Linked DNA regions of Homo sapiens: regions 2 and 3 are each linked to region 1. A link is a contact called in ENCODE Hi-C or POLR2A ChIA-PET data. All regions are on one chromosome and are shown on one strand. The core of a region is the stretch at or near the end of the contact, and the rest is flanking DNA. Distances in the headings are between cores, read along the strand shown. Region 1 holds the start of CLPTM1L (CLPTM1 like). Region 2 holds the start of SLC9A3-AS1 (SLC9A3 antisense RNA 1). Region 3 holds the start of CEP72 (centrosomal protein 72).

Region 1 (4,098 bases), core at 1,009-3,508:
TCTACGGGAGTGAGGCCAACAAGGCCAGCAGAACAGGGTCAAGCAGCTCCTGTTGCCCAAGCAGCCACAGCCGCCTGGCCTTCACTGCATCCAGCTGTGCAGTGGCAGAGAGGATGCTGCGTGGGGACAGCAGGAGGAGAGGCCTTCAAGACCCAGGCCAGCTAAGCCTGGGGAGATAGAAGCAGCCACCACGCTGGGGGAGTGTGGACGCAGGAGTTTGAGGAGTTCTGCGGGGTGCTGAATGGGGTCCTCCTCTGGCGCTTTCTTGAGGGAGTTCTGCAATGATCCACATTCTTTCCAGGGACTTTCTTTCAAGTGCTGTCATATGCTGCCGCGGCTTGCCGGCAGCCCAGCCTCAGGCGGTCGGAGTCGGAAGGCGACAGATGCAGGGCTCCCTTTCCTCATCGGTTCTCTCAACAGGGCAGGGGGACGGCCATGAGTGGGCAAATGTGTCCAGACCACTGAAGAACCTCTCATCTGCTCAGCTGGAGAGGCCCTTCCTGTCTCTGTGATCTTTCCCAAGATGGCCAATGTCCTGTACCACCGGCCACCCCTTCCGTTGGTCACTGTGGATGACACTAGGGGTGGACACTGACCAAGGAGGCACCAACCTGATTCCAGCTCCTAGAGCTGGCCAGGTGCCTGACAGGAAAATGAGGCATCTGAAGAACACGGAGAGATGGGGGTAGGGTGGTAGGGAGGGAGGGAGATGAAGCCACACCCCAGAGCTCCTGGGTTTGCAGCTCCTTCCCGAGGCCTGGCTAGGTCCCTGCCTCGGTCCCTGCCTCTGGATGCCGTGAGACAATCCACCCTGGAGAGCCTACCAGTCCCCTTATGTTTGACAGCTGGAGTTGGAATTTGCCTCCCGCAGACCACAGGTCTACAGCCTTCATTCACGTGTCGCACAGACTGTGGCAGGACCAGCACCCGCTGCTGGTGTGGGACGCCTGGCCCTGTAGGGGACCCCAAGAGTGGCTGGAGAGCAGGGCGTGATGCCTCTTGGGCCACCCTGCAAAGGGCTCACGAGCCTCCTGAGGAGGATGCATTTGATCAGGGTAACAGGAGTCAGCAGAGGGCTTTCCAAGGACAGGTTTGCCAAGAAGCGAGAACAGACTGAGGGGGGAACGATAGAGGCACTGGGTGTAGTCAGACACCACTGCAATGGTAGCCGAAAACCGCGCCGTGAGAAGACTCTGTGGGGAGGGTAACTAGGTGCATGAGAGTGAGAGGAGCGAAAAAAGCCTCGGATGGCTCCGAAGCTCCTGGCCCAGCTTCCAGGGGTTGGTGGCCCAGGACCGCCCCTGCACGCGGCCTCGGGTGCCTGCTCCAGGCAGACCTGCTTCTCTGGCCCATTCTCGGCACCAATCACTGTCCCATCCGCCCGTCAGCCAAGTCCTCTGAGTTCTTCCCGGAGCCCAGCACCCTGATGCAATTGTCCCTGCTCTGAAAACCCTCAGCAATCTATTGGGTCTTCAGTAGCATCTACTCTTTCTAGAAATGTCGAACAAGGTTTTTCGATTGTGCTGCACGTGTGGCAGACACAGAAACGGAAACGACCTTCCAGAGAACTGGCCAAAGGACGGGAGCTGCTCCAGTAACTGAAGGGCACAGACTGAGCGCTTCTGATGGAGTCGGGGAGGTCGCCGGCCCATCCACCGGCTGCCCGAGGGCCTCCCACTGACCTCCCCCGGCCGCCCTCCGAGGGGCCTCTGCTGACCTCGCCGTGCTGGGCACGCTCGGCTTTAGCGGGAAGCTGGGGGTCAGGTTCAAGGCTGTGAGGAGCCACTTCAGCCCGGGAATCTGAATTTTTTCTTCAAAAGCGCCTGTCCCCACAATGGGTTTGTACTGGGGAAAAAACCCACACACGGGATGAGGTGCCCGGCTTCTGTGAGGGTTCTGAGCACTTCGTTTTTCTTCCCTTTAGATTCTGACAACTGTGGACTAAAAGGGTTGCAGGCCCAGTGCCGGAATTCCAGTATCACCTTCCACCAGGCTCCTCACACGTCGACATGGCCCCCACTTGGTGGTCTGGCAGGCGTCGGCGGTTGGGGACGGCGCCCCGGGGACCCCGCGGCCCTAGCCTTCCCCGGCGCCCCGCGAACGCCCTCCGCGGCCCCAGCAGCTGAGCGCCTGGGTCCCTGAGAGGCACCCCAGGAGGGCGGCGCGGGCGGGTAACGTCACACACGCGCCGCATCCTGGATGCGCGTGCGCGGCAGCGGCCGAGACTCCGTTTCCCAGGGAGCCGCGCGGCGCGTCCACTTCCGGCAGGCGGCGGGGCCCGGAAGCGGCGCGCGGGGCCGGCGAATCCCGCGGCGCCAGGTGGGAGCGGGGCCGGAGCATGCGGGGCGGCCGGCGGTCTGCGGCGCGCGGCGCATTCGTTCCCCCGCGGCGGTGGCGGTGGCGCGCGGCGGCTCTCCAGTGAGCGGCGGAGCCCGGAGCGGCGGGCTGGGCGCCGGGCGGGCGGGGCTCGCGGCTGAGAGGCGGGCGGGCCGGGGGCGCCGGGCGCGGGGCCGCCATGTGGAGCGGCCGCAGCTCCTTCACCAGCTTGGTGGTGGGCGTGTTCGTGGTCTACGTGGTGCACACCTGCTGGGTCATGTACGGCATCGTCTACACCCGCCCGTGCTCCGGCGACGCCAACTGCATCCAGCCCTACCTGGCGCGGCGGCCCAAGCTGCAGGTGAGCGTCCGCGGGGCCGGGGGCCGGGCGGGTTGGGGTGGGGGCCTCTCCTCCAGGCCCCAGACGTCGCCTTCCCGTCCCAGTTCGGAGCTGTGGCCGCGCGAGTCGAGATGGAACCTTTCCTGGTTCCCCAGCGGCCAGGTCTTCCGCCCTCCAGCTGGCCGTGGGATTTGAGTGCGTCCTGCCAGGGCCTGGCCGAGCTGACTCTCGACGCCCCCTCCTTTCCAGCTGAGCGTGTACACCACGACGAGGTCCCACCTGGGTGCTGAGAACAACATCGACCTGGTCTTGAATGTGGAAGACTTTGATGTGGAGTCCAAATTTGAAAGGTATGGGCGTAGGACAAAATGCCAGTGAAAGGGAAAACATTACTCATGTTCAGATTGTTTAAAAGTTAGCTTTCTGTACATAACATGTTTATTTTAGAGAACTAGTCTTACCGAATGTCTTGAAGTGGTAGAATATCCTAACTGGAGGCCTATGCGTGGCCTGTAAACATTCAGCCTGGAAGGTGACAGGTGATGAATGTCGTTTAAGAAGTAGTTCTCAGCAGAGTGTGATGGCAGTGGGATGTCCTGGACGGGGAGGCTCCGAAGGAGCAGGGGCCACGCTTGGTGAACCAGTGGAGAGCAGACAACTCTGCAGTTTCACTACCGGGGACCAACTTGTCTTTTCCTGGTGGAAGTAGTTCGCTTAAGTTACTTGTGAGGGAAAAGAGATGAGGATAGAGGAAGCAATTTTGTAGAAAATCATAAATAAGTGACATGTGACGTTAGAATAGATCAATGTCCAAATATGTAGAGTATCTTAAAAATTACATCTGACATGGCCTAATTTTTTTTAATTGAATAAGTATACTTTTAAATATGATTTGCTTCTCACAAGTCAACCATTTCCCTTCATTGCCTGGGAGGTATCTGAGGAGAGAATAATGAAAGTTTGAGACTCATGCTGGACTCCACGCCCTCTAGGCAGCCAGTCCCTGGGGGTAGCTGGAGGCGCTGGCAAGCCGGTTTCTGCCTGGCCTCTTTAGGCCTGTGACCTCAAGCCAGTTCCTGCCCTCTCTCTGCCTCCATGAAGGGGAGGCCAGAAGTGCTGGTGACCAAGCTGCCCGCTCGGTTGTAGCTGCCCACACCTTTCAAAAATGCTCAGGATTCATCTGCACTGGGTTTAATTTCCCAGACATGAATACTGCCTCTTCCGTGCCGGGCCGTGTACCAGTTACCAAGGACAGCTAGTGAGGTTTTCCATTTGACCTGGCACAGTGTCAGCCTGGAGGAAGTGGGGAGAATGAGCACTCTTAACACAGCTCCGCCTCAAGTGTCTCCAAGTGCACATTCCACCAGAAATACACAGCCCTGCACCCTCTGCCTGAAGAGAGACACTTAAGATGTCCTGGTGGAGACATACTCTTTCCTGGG
Region 2 (4,098 bases), core at 220-2,719, 870 kb after region 1:
CGCTCTCTCTCTCCCCGCCTAACCCCTCTCCGCAGCTCCTCTCCCTCCAGGTCTCCGCCTCGCGCGCGCTGTCTCTCTCCTCCCTGGACCTGAACCTGGCTCTCTCCCTCCCCGCCTAACCCCTCTCCGCAGCTCCTCTCCCTCCAGGTCTCCGCCTCGCGCGCGCTGTCTCTCTCCTCCCTGGACCTGAACCTGGCTCGCTCTCTCTCTCTCCCCGCCTAACCCCTCTCCGCAGCTCCTCTCCTCCAGGTCTCCGCCTCGCGCGCGCTGTCTCTCTCCTCCCTGGACCTGAACCTGGTTCTCTCTCTCCCTCCCCGCCTAACCCCTCTCCGCAGCTCCTCTCCCTCCAGGTCTCCGCCTCGCGCGCGCTGTCTCTCTCCTCCCTGGACCTGAACCTGGCTCGCTCTCTCTCTCTCCCCGCCTAACCCCTCTCCGCAGCTCCTCTCCTCCAGGTCTCCGCCTCGCGCGCGCTGTCTCTCTCCTCCCTGGACCGGAACCTGGTTCTCTCTCTCCCTCCCCGCCTAACCCCTCTCCGCAGCTCCTCTCCCTCCAGGTCTCCGCCTCGCGCGCTCGCTCTCTCTCCTCCCTGGACCTGAACCTGGCGCGCTCTCTCTCTCCAGCAGCCCCTCTTCCTCCTCTAGCGCCCTGCTGGCCGCACCTCCCTCAGGAGCCCGGACAGAGATACTCTGGCGTCTCTGCTGCTCCCACGGAGCTGAGGGCACTAGGGCCGCCTGAGATTTCCTTTAGGTGGCTCCGAAAGCTAGTCCGCGAGTCCAAATCCTGCGCTCCCAGGGAGCTGAGAGCAGGGCTGGGGGAAGCCAGACAGACGCCCCGGGTCCCCGACCCTCTCACAGGGATACAGGGAGGGCCGGCCCCGCAGACCCGGACTCTGCCTCCAGCTCAGAGCAGGGAGAGGGGCGGGCCGTGGGGTCTGGGCTTTCTGAGCTCCCTCTGGGGGCCTGGGAGGCACCCGGGGGACGCCAGGGCGGTTTGAGATGGAGGAAGCAGGTCCCCTTGGGGACCTTGACCTCCCGCGCTGCAGGGCCTGGGGCGGGACCTTCCTGCGCCGAGGAGGCCGCTGTCCCGGGACCCCCGGCGGGGGGACGTGGCGGGGCCGGGCTGGGGCTTCGCTGTTGCTGCTTCCGCCTCTGCCCCGCGAACCCGGGTCCTGGGAGGAGGCCCCAGCGGACGCCGAGCCTGGGGTGCGCCGCGGGAGGGGAGGCGAGAGCCGCCGGGCTCGGGGACAGCTGAGGCCCCCGGGGACGCCCCTCCCGCCCCAGCGCCCGGGCTCCGCGCGCCGCTCACGCCTTCCTCTCCCGCAGGTGACACCGGCTCCGACACGCCGCTAACCGGCCGCTCGTCCCCGCGCCACGGTCCGCCCACCGCCGCCGCCGCTGTCCCAGAGAAACCCCAGATCCCCGCGCGGCTACAGCGACCGCGAGCCCCGAGCCCCGCCTCGCCCACGCCAGCGCCTGCGCAGAACTCCGAGAGTGCCGCGCCTGCGCCCGCAGAGCCGCCCGAGGGCGAGCCGGGGGCGGGGCCTGCGCCGGGGGCGGGGCCGGAGCGCCGAGGGCTGCCGAGTGCGCACGCGCGTTCGGCGGCGGCGCGCCGCGTGCACAGCCGGCGCTCGTTCCAGCGGCCTCGCGCGCGCCGCCGCCCCGCGCTGCTGAAGCTGGCGTCGCTGCCGCCCTCGTGCCACGCACCGCCGCACGCGCTGGAGCAGGAGGAGACGCCGCTGTGACGCCGCCGGCGGGAAGGGTCCGCGCGCCATGGCTGGCCGCTCGCGCCCTTTCCCACCGCTGCCGGGAAACCGAGGCTCGCCCCAAACGGATTTGCGTGAAACCAGCCCAAGGTTCCGGGCCCCCCCAACCGAGCCCCGCGCCCGGGGACTGACTCGGGGACCGACTCAGGGACCTCCCGAGCGCCAGGACTCAGGGCCCGACCTGCAGCGGCTGCAGGCCCAGCGCCCGCAAGCGGCCTGGGCCGAGCGCCGTTTCCAGGCCCTCGCCAGGTCTTTGAACTGCAGGTAAAGTGGCAGGAACGTCTTCCGTCTGCTCAGCGTTTGGGGATTTAGACTCCTAAAGCCAGTACCTGCCCCGTTTCCCCCCCAGGTTCCGTCCTGCCCGCGCCCGGTCTCAGGGTGGCGGCCCCGGACACGGCCCGTCCCCACAGACGAGGTCTCCGGCCTGAGCTGTCGCACCTGGCGCGGAGGTCGCCCGGGGTGCCCTGGCTGGGTGAGAGGTGGCCTGGCGGGCGGAGCTTGCCAAGAATCACGGCCAGTCCTTAAGTGGATGGTGGGGCCCAGCAGCTGCTCTGTCCCCCTTAACAAACCAGGGGGCATGGAGGGGCCCAGGGCACCGCCCCCCTACCAGGCTCAGGCCCTCCAAGGAGAACCTGCTGAGACCCCTGAGCCTGTCCTAGACCCCGGACCCCTGACCCTTCCCACCCCTTCCAGCGTCCCAGGGCGAGGCCTTGGACAGAGCTCCTGGTCCTCTGCAGGGAGACCATCCAGCCCAAGCTCTGGGAGGCACAGTCCATTGAGTGGGCGGAGGCCGCGGGTGCTGAGCCGGGGAGGGTGCTCGGAGTCCATCCATCCCTCAGACGGCAAGTCCCACAGGGTCCAACCCACCTGAAACCTGCCTGCACGGTGGAAGTGGTGGAGGTGGACACTCCTAGGGGCTTTTCTAAAGCTAGACTCGCAGCTCCTTGCTCAGGAAAATTAAACTATTCACGTTTCAGATCAAGTGTTGACAGTCACCAGTCAGGAGGAGTTCTTAAAGAGTTTTATGTTGACTGAATATTGCACATTGAGTCCCCATTGAGTCCCTGGTGGGAAAAGTCCACAATTTCCCATTGATAGCTTTTTACTGTTGTGAAAAAGGGAAGCGTCAGCCACACAAAAGCCTGCATGACCGCTGCTTCGGAGAAGCTCTCGACCCTAACTGCAGTCACTGTTACTTGGATCAGATCAAGCGCAGTGACTTTTTGGGATTCAGTGGTTATTCTCCACACTTCGTAGCCATTTCAACCAACTCTGAGCACAAAATGCAGCCATCCTCTATGCAGCAAGCCCTGCCCAGTCAGTGACCCTACTGGACAGATCCAAGGCCAGCCCTGGTTCCCTGCTGCAGCCACCGTCCTGACGTTCATCGGAGCAGGCCGGGGCCTGGCCTTCCCGGCACAAGTGGCTGTTCTGACAGGCCCCCAGTTTGTCCCATCTGAACTGCTGGGAGGTTTCCGGGTGGCCAGAGGAGCAAAGCTGCCTTCCAAGTGCCTGTCTGTGCCTGGGAGAACAGAGCAGGAGCGTCGTGCGGTCCACCGCGCAATGCATGGCGATTCCAGGCGCTGAACAACTCCCCTGGACCCTTGGGCCTGCATCTGACTCCCAGCTGCAGAGTCAGAAGCTGAGTCCAGGCAACTGCTTGGCCACTCCCGATCGCTCCTCCCTGGACACCCGGTTACCAAAGTCAGCAAAGAAGATGCGGTAATCGCCGCCTGATCTCCACATGGTGAACACAACACTCCCACCAACACCTCCTTGACTGGTCGGTCTTCAGCACCGGGGGTGGGCAGGCAGGTGTTCTGTGTTGACGAGAATTGCACAGGCTAAACACAAACACGGAACCAGAGTGAGAACACCTCACTCACGGCAGCCCAGGCTGCTCCCTACCAGGTGACGGAGCGCGCCGGGGCTGTGGGTGCCAGGGGCTGAGTGCTAGGGACTCGTCATGAGTGGGGATCCCCACGTTCCTGTCACTGCTGTCAAACAGAAGGTAAACAGTCTTATGAATGTATTTCCTTAGGAAAACTTGTAAAAACTTTTATTAGGATATCTATTTAATACTGAACTTTGGCCTACTTTGTGATAGACTATAAACAAATTGAGGAAATCACTATTTCTCACTTCTGTATTTTCTCAAAAATAATTTTGTTACAGAGTTCAATATACTGTGTACCATTGATCTTCTATTGTGAAAGCAAAGAATTTCATCAAAATATTTTAAATTATGAGTGAAAATTGTGTATGTTAATTTTGCAGCTATAATATTAATCAAATTTCGTGTAATTCTAATCACAAAATGACGTGCCTTAAGTGCC
Region 3 (4,098 bases), core at 454-2,953, 730 kb after region 1:
GTAAACCTTGTAGCACTAATCAGGGAAGAAGGGAGGACTCGGCATGTCCCGAGGTCAGCTGCCCTCTCACCTGCTTCCTCAGAGCCCTGTGGTGCCTACTGCCTCAGGATCACTTGGATTTTGTCACGAGGTTACAGTTCCCCTTAACCACTCTACAGATAATAACCTGGACATTATAAACCGTTAAGTTTTCCATTTGAGATATTCTTTCAGGACCTGGGGACTGATGCCAGCTGGTCTAAAGGGCCCCGCAAGCGGATTCACCAAAGAATGCAGTTTCCACACCCTGATAATTCCATGGCCCTTACCTCCACCAACTGACAACACCAATCTTCCAGCTCCTCACAGTCCTGTTCCTCTAAAACCCCCAGCTCAGGCTGGGTGTAGGTGGCTCATGCCTGTAATCCCAGCACTTTGGGAGGCCAAGGCAGGTGGATCACCTGAGATCAGGAGTTCAAGACCAGCCTGGCCAACATGGTGAAACCCCGTCTCTACTAAAAATATAAAAAATTAGCCGGGCATGGTGGCGCGTGCTTGTAATCCCAGCTACTCAGGAGGCTGAGTGAATCACTTGAACCTGGGAGGTGGAGGTTGCAGTGAGCTGAGATTGTGCCACTGCACTCCAACCTGGACGACAGAGTGAGACTCCGTCTAAAAAAAAAAAACCGCTCAGATCTCCTTGGGGAGATGGATTGAGGCCTCCTTCCACCTCCCTGCTGGGCCCCTGCCAGCCTTAAACTCTTTCTCTGCTGCAAACCCCACTGTCTCAGTGTATTGGCCTGTGGCCCCCACAGCACCTGACTGAACCTGTTGGTCCAGTAACACCTGCAGACCACACACAGACATTAACAGGCTAACAACAGAACACCAGAAACAACTCAACACACACACTCCACAAGTTAGCTCAAATAAGCCAATGCCACAAAACCCCACACAGCCAAGACTCGCGGTGAACTAATATGAACGGTTCTCTAACAACCAGAGATACAGAATTTGTCATTTAAAAGCTTCAAAAACAGAAATTGACATGTCCATATGGTTTCACTGGAAAATTCCAGGAAACATTCAAACAATGAGCACACACTCTACAGAACCTCTTCTAAATATAAGAGAAGGCAACACTTCTCAGCAGTTTATGAGCTCGGCTTCACCTTGACGCCAAAACCAGACAAAAATAAGCCAAAAAGAAGGAAACCGGCCACCAACATCCTCAAGAAGGCCGAGCGCAACAATCACCACAGAGTGGGCCCAGGAGAACCAGGGAGGTGATCCCCAGCGGGAGGGCGGGCTGCGCTCCTGGACAGCAAGGCCGGCTCCCTCTTCTCAGCGGATGTAACCCCCAGTCACGGAACCAGTGACCCGATAGACAGGCAGGGGCCGGGACGCCGGGACCCGAACGCGGGCAGGGGCCGCACCTGGGCACGGGGGGTGGGTCGCTCACCTGGACACGCGCGCCCCGCTCGCCCGCGACCGTTCCGGACGCCCGCGGCGCCTGCGTAGACGGGTCCCGCCTGCCCACGGTCCGCCGCCGCCCCGGGAAGCTCGGCACCCACCCCCCCGCCACCTCACGCTTGCACCCCCGCCCGCCCTCCGGCGCACCCAGGTCGCGGTGAGGCCCTAAGCCGCTCTTCGCCCGAACCGCCTCCTCGCTCAGCACCAGCCGAGGGCCAGCCCGCGCCATGTTTCAAACGGAGCCCTCGGACGGCGCCTGCGCGGCGGGCGGGGCGAGGCTACGAGAGGGGCGGGACCTGCGTCGGCAGAACCGAGAGCCTGGCGGGACGGGGCGGGGCCTGCGCGGCGGGGCGAGGGGCGTGGCTGGGGGAGGGGGCGGGACTGCGTGGGCGGAACCAAGAGCCTGGCGGGGGGTTCTCCTGAATGGCGGTTCTCCCAGGTACTGGCCACGCGACCCCAGCCCCCGCCCCAGATAGCTCCCTGTCAAGGCTTCCCTGGGCGCGGCCGCCTTCTAGGCCCCGGCCCTTGACACACGCGGTGTCCTCCCGGGGAAACCCCGAGTAGGCGCGGTGGAATCGCGGCTGGTGGTGGGCATGGGGACCCTGCCCCATCCACACTCCGCTCCCACCCTGAACCCAGCGCCCCCGGGGACCCCCGACTCACCTAGACTCCCCACCCAACCCGACCCCCCCGCGGGGACCCCTCCAGACACCCCAGCACCCGCCCGGAGCCTTGTCTGCTGCACCTCCCGTCCAGCCCCGGGCCTCCCAGAGGTGGGCGGGAGCTGAGCTTCTCCCCAGCCAGTCACTCCCCACGGCCGGTCCTTCTCCACCCCAGAACCTCCAGAGATGTCACAGGCCCAGCACTGTGGCTCGTGGCTGACCGCGCCCTGGAGGGTCTCGCTGTGTTTATCCTTGTGAGGTCCTTCTACAGAGCTTTCAAGGAAGACAGAGTTCAGCCTGTTTATTGGGAAGACTTTAATCCTGCTCAAGACATCTACTGTGTCACCGTACCACTGTGGCCCAGCGCCTGGTGGAGTGAATCCAGACCCCCAGGGGTGTCCCCTCCCCGCCTTTCTCCTGGTGTCTAGGGGCACCCAGAAACCCTCACCCCAGATTAGACCAGCTCGTTGGCAACATCCCTGGTATGTCACAGCCTGGGGGGTGATAGACAAGGCAGGGTAGTGGTGGGGGGTACGTATGGTGGTAGTAGACGAGGGTATACACAGACAGAGGGTGTACATGGGGAATGTGTGCAGGGGCTGTGTGCAGGGAGTGTGTGTGGATGGTGTAGGGGAGTGTGTAGGGGAGTGTGTAGGGGGTGTGTGCAGAGGTTGTACACGGGGTGTGCAGGAGGTGTACTCAGAATGTGTTCAGGGAGTGTGTGCAGAAGGTGTACATGGGGTGTATGCAGGAGGAGTGTGCAGAGGGTGTACATGTAGGGGGTGTGTGCAGACAGTATACAGAAGGGGTGTGTGCAGAGGATGCACACAGGGTCTCTGCAGGGAGTATGTGCAGTGCTGTACATAAGGAGTATGCAGGGGGTATATACAGGGTGTATGTGCAAGGGGTGTGTGCAACAGTGTGTGCAGGAGGTGTGTGCAGGGTCTATGTGTGGGGGTGTGTGCAACAGTGTGTGCAGGAGGTGTGTGCAGGAGGTGTGTGCAGGAGCTATGTGTGGGGGTGTGTGCAACAGTATGTGCAGAGGTGTGTGTAGGGGCTATGTGTGGGGGTGTGTGCAACAGTGTGTGCAGGAGGTGTGTGCAGGAGGTGTGTGCAACAGTGTGCAGGGGGTGTACACAAGGTGTGTGCAGGAGGTGTGTGTAGATGTGTGTGCAGGAGGTATACACAGGGTTTGTGCAGAGGATGTGTGTGGGAGGTGTGTGCAGGGGATCTGTGCAGGGAGTGTACACAGGCTGTGTGCAGAGGCTATGTGCAGGGGGTGTGTGCAACAGTGTGCAGGGAGTGTACACAAGGTGTGTGCAGGAGGTGTGTGCAGAGGTGTGTGCAGGAGGTATACATGGTGTGTGAAGGTATGTGTAGAGGTGTGTGCAGGGGGTATACACAGGGTTTGTGCAGAGGATGTGTGAGGGAGTTGTGTGCAGGGGATCTGTGCAGGGAGTGTACACAGGCTGTGTGCAGGGGGTATGTGCAACAGTGTGCAGGGGGGGTGTGTGCAGAGGTGTGTGCAGGGGGTGTACACAGAGGGTGGTGGCAGGCGGTGGATGCAAGGCTGCATCTGTTCAGCCCAAGACGTTCCATTGGTCCAGTGGTGTTAGAGCACATTTGGTCAGGTTGCCTTCATGGGATATTTGACAAGCTGCAAACCCGAGGGCATGCTGGTGCCCGAGGGCGCCTCCGTGCTGACCTCAGCATGTGCAGCAAGAGCCAGGGCACAGGGGCGGCCTGGCCCATTTCAGGCAGGTGCTCTGTGGGAGGGTGGCTGTCTCCACTGACAACCCAGGGAGGTCAGCAAGGAGGAGCCCTGAGGTGGACTCGAAAGCTGTGGGAGCTGATGGCCCTCCTGGTCTCTGCCACAGCCCTTAGGCTGTGGGACACACAGCGTCACATTTGATCACTGTTCATGGGGCCTGCCGAACACTCAGCATTCCTGAGTGCAGATCGTCACGTAACTTTCCAAAAATTG

The links. Hi-C counts contacts between places; a loop is a spot of excess contacts on that map. ChIA-PET counts read pairs that join two places held with the same protein, here RNA polymerase II (POLR2A). Pooled maps may share reads with other maps.
Region 2: a loop to region 1 is called in a map of ascending aorta, with 6 times the contacts of the local background. The contact joins the promoter of SLC9A3-AS1 here to the promoter of CLPTM1L in region 1. A Hi-C loop is called at or near these places in 2 of 168 maps with a recorded cell type or tissue (ascending aorta and dorsolateral prefrontal cortex), 2 of 37 single-sample maps with no recorded cell type and 18 of 50 pooled maps.
Region 3: a map of CD8-positive, alpha-beta T cell shows a loop between it and region 1 (4-fold over the local background). The contact joins the promoter of CEP72 here to the promoter of CLPTM1L in region 1. A Hi-C loop is called at or near these places in 1 of 168 maps with a recorded cell type or tissue (CD8-positive, alpha-beta T cell) and 12 of 50 pooled maps. POLR2A ChIA-PET finds 5 or more read pairs at or near these places in 1 of 52 experiments (activated T-cell).

The regions. Positions count from the first base shown.
Region 1 is chr5:1,343,259-1,347,356 of GRCh38, reverse strand. It overlaps CLPTM1L (CLPTM1 like), which reads left to right and starts at 2,258. Exons shown (of 17, transcript NM_030782.5): 1 at 2,258-2,677; 2 at 2,906-3,006. The coding sequence starts at 2,516.
Region 2 is chr5:470,607-474,704 of GRCh38, reverse strand. It overlaps SLC9A3-AS1 (SLC9A3 antisense RNA 1), which reads right to left and starts at 1,469. Exons shown (of 7, transcript NR_125375.1): 1 at 1,306-1,469. SLC9A3 (solute carrier family 9 member A3) reads left to right here. Exons shown (of 17, transcript NM_004174.4): 17 at 1,323-4,098. The coding sequence ends at 1,326. It overlaps SLC9A3-OT1 (SLC9A3 3' UTR overlapping transcript 1), which reads left to right and starts at 1,740. Exons shown (of 2, transcript NR_024158.1): 1 at 1,740-2,026; 2 at 2,740-4,098. RefSeq lists silencers at 762-1,581, 1,702-1,771, 2,132-2,261 and enhancers at 1,505-2,145, 2,146-2,788.
Region 3 is chr5:609,945-614,042 of GRCh38, reverse strand. CEP72 (centrosomal protein 72) reads right to left here and starts at 1,703. Exons shown (of 12, transcript NM_018140.4): 1 at 1,600-1,703. The coding sequence starts at 1,681. It overlaps CEP72-DT (CEP72 divergent transcript), which reads left to right and starts at 1,833. Exons shown (of 3, transcript NR_103444.1): 1 at 1,833-1,891; 2 at 2,290-2,596. RefSeq lists enhancers at 920-1,849, 1,850-2,780.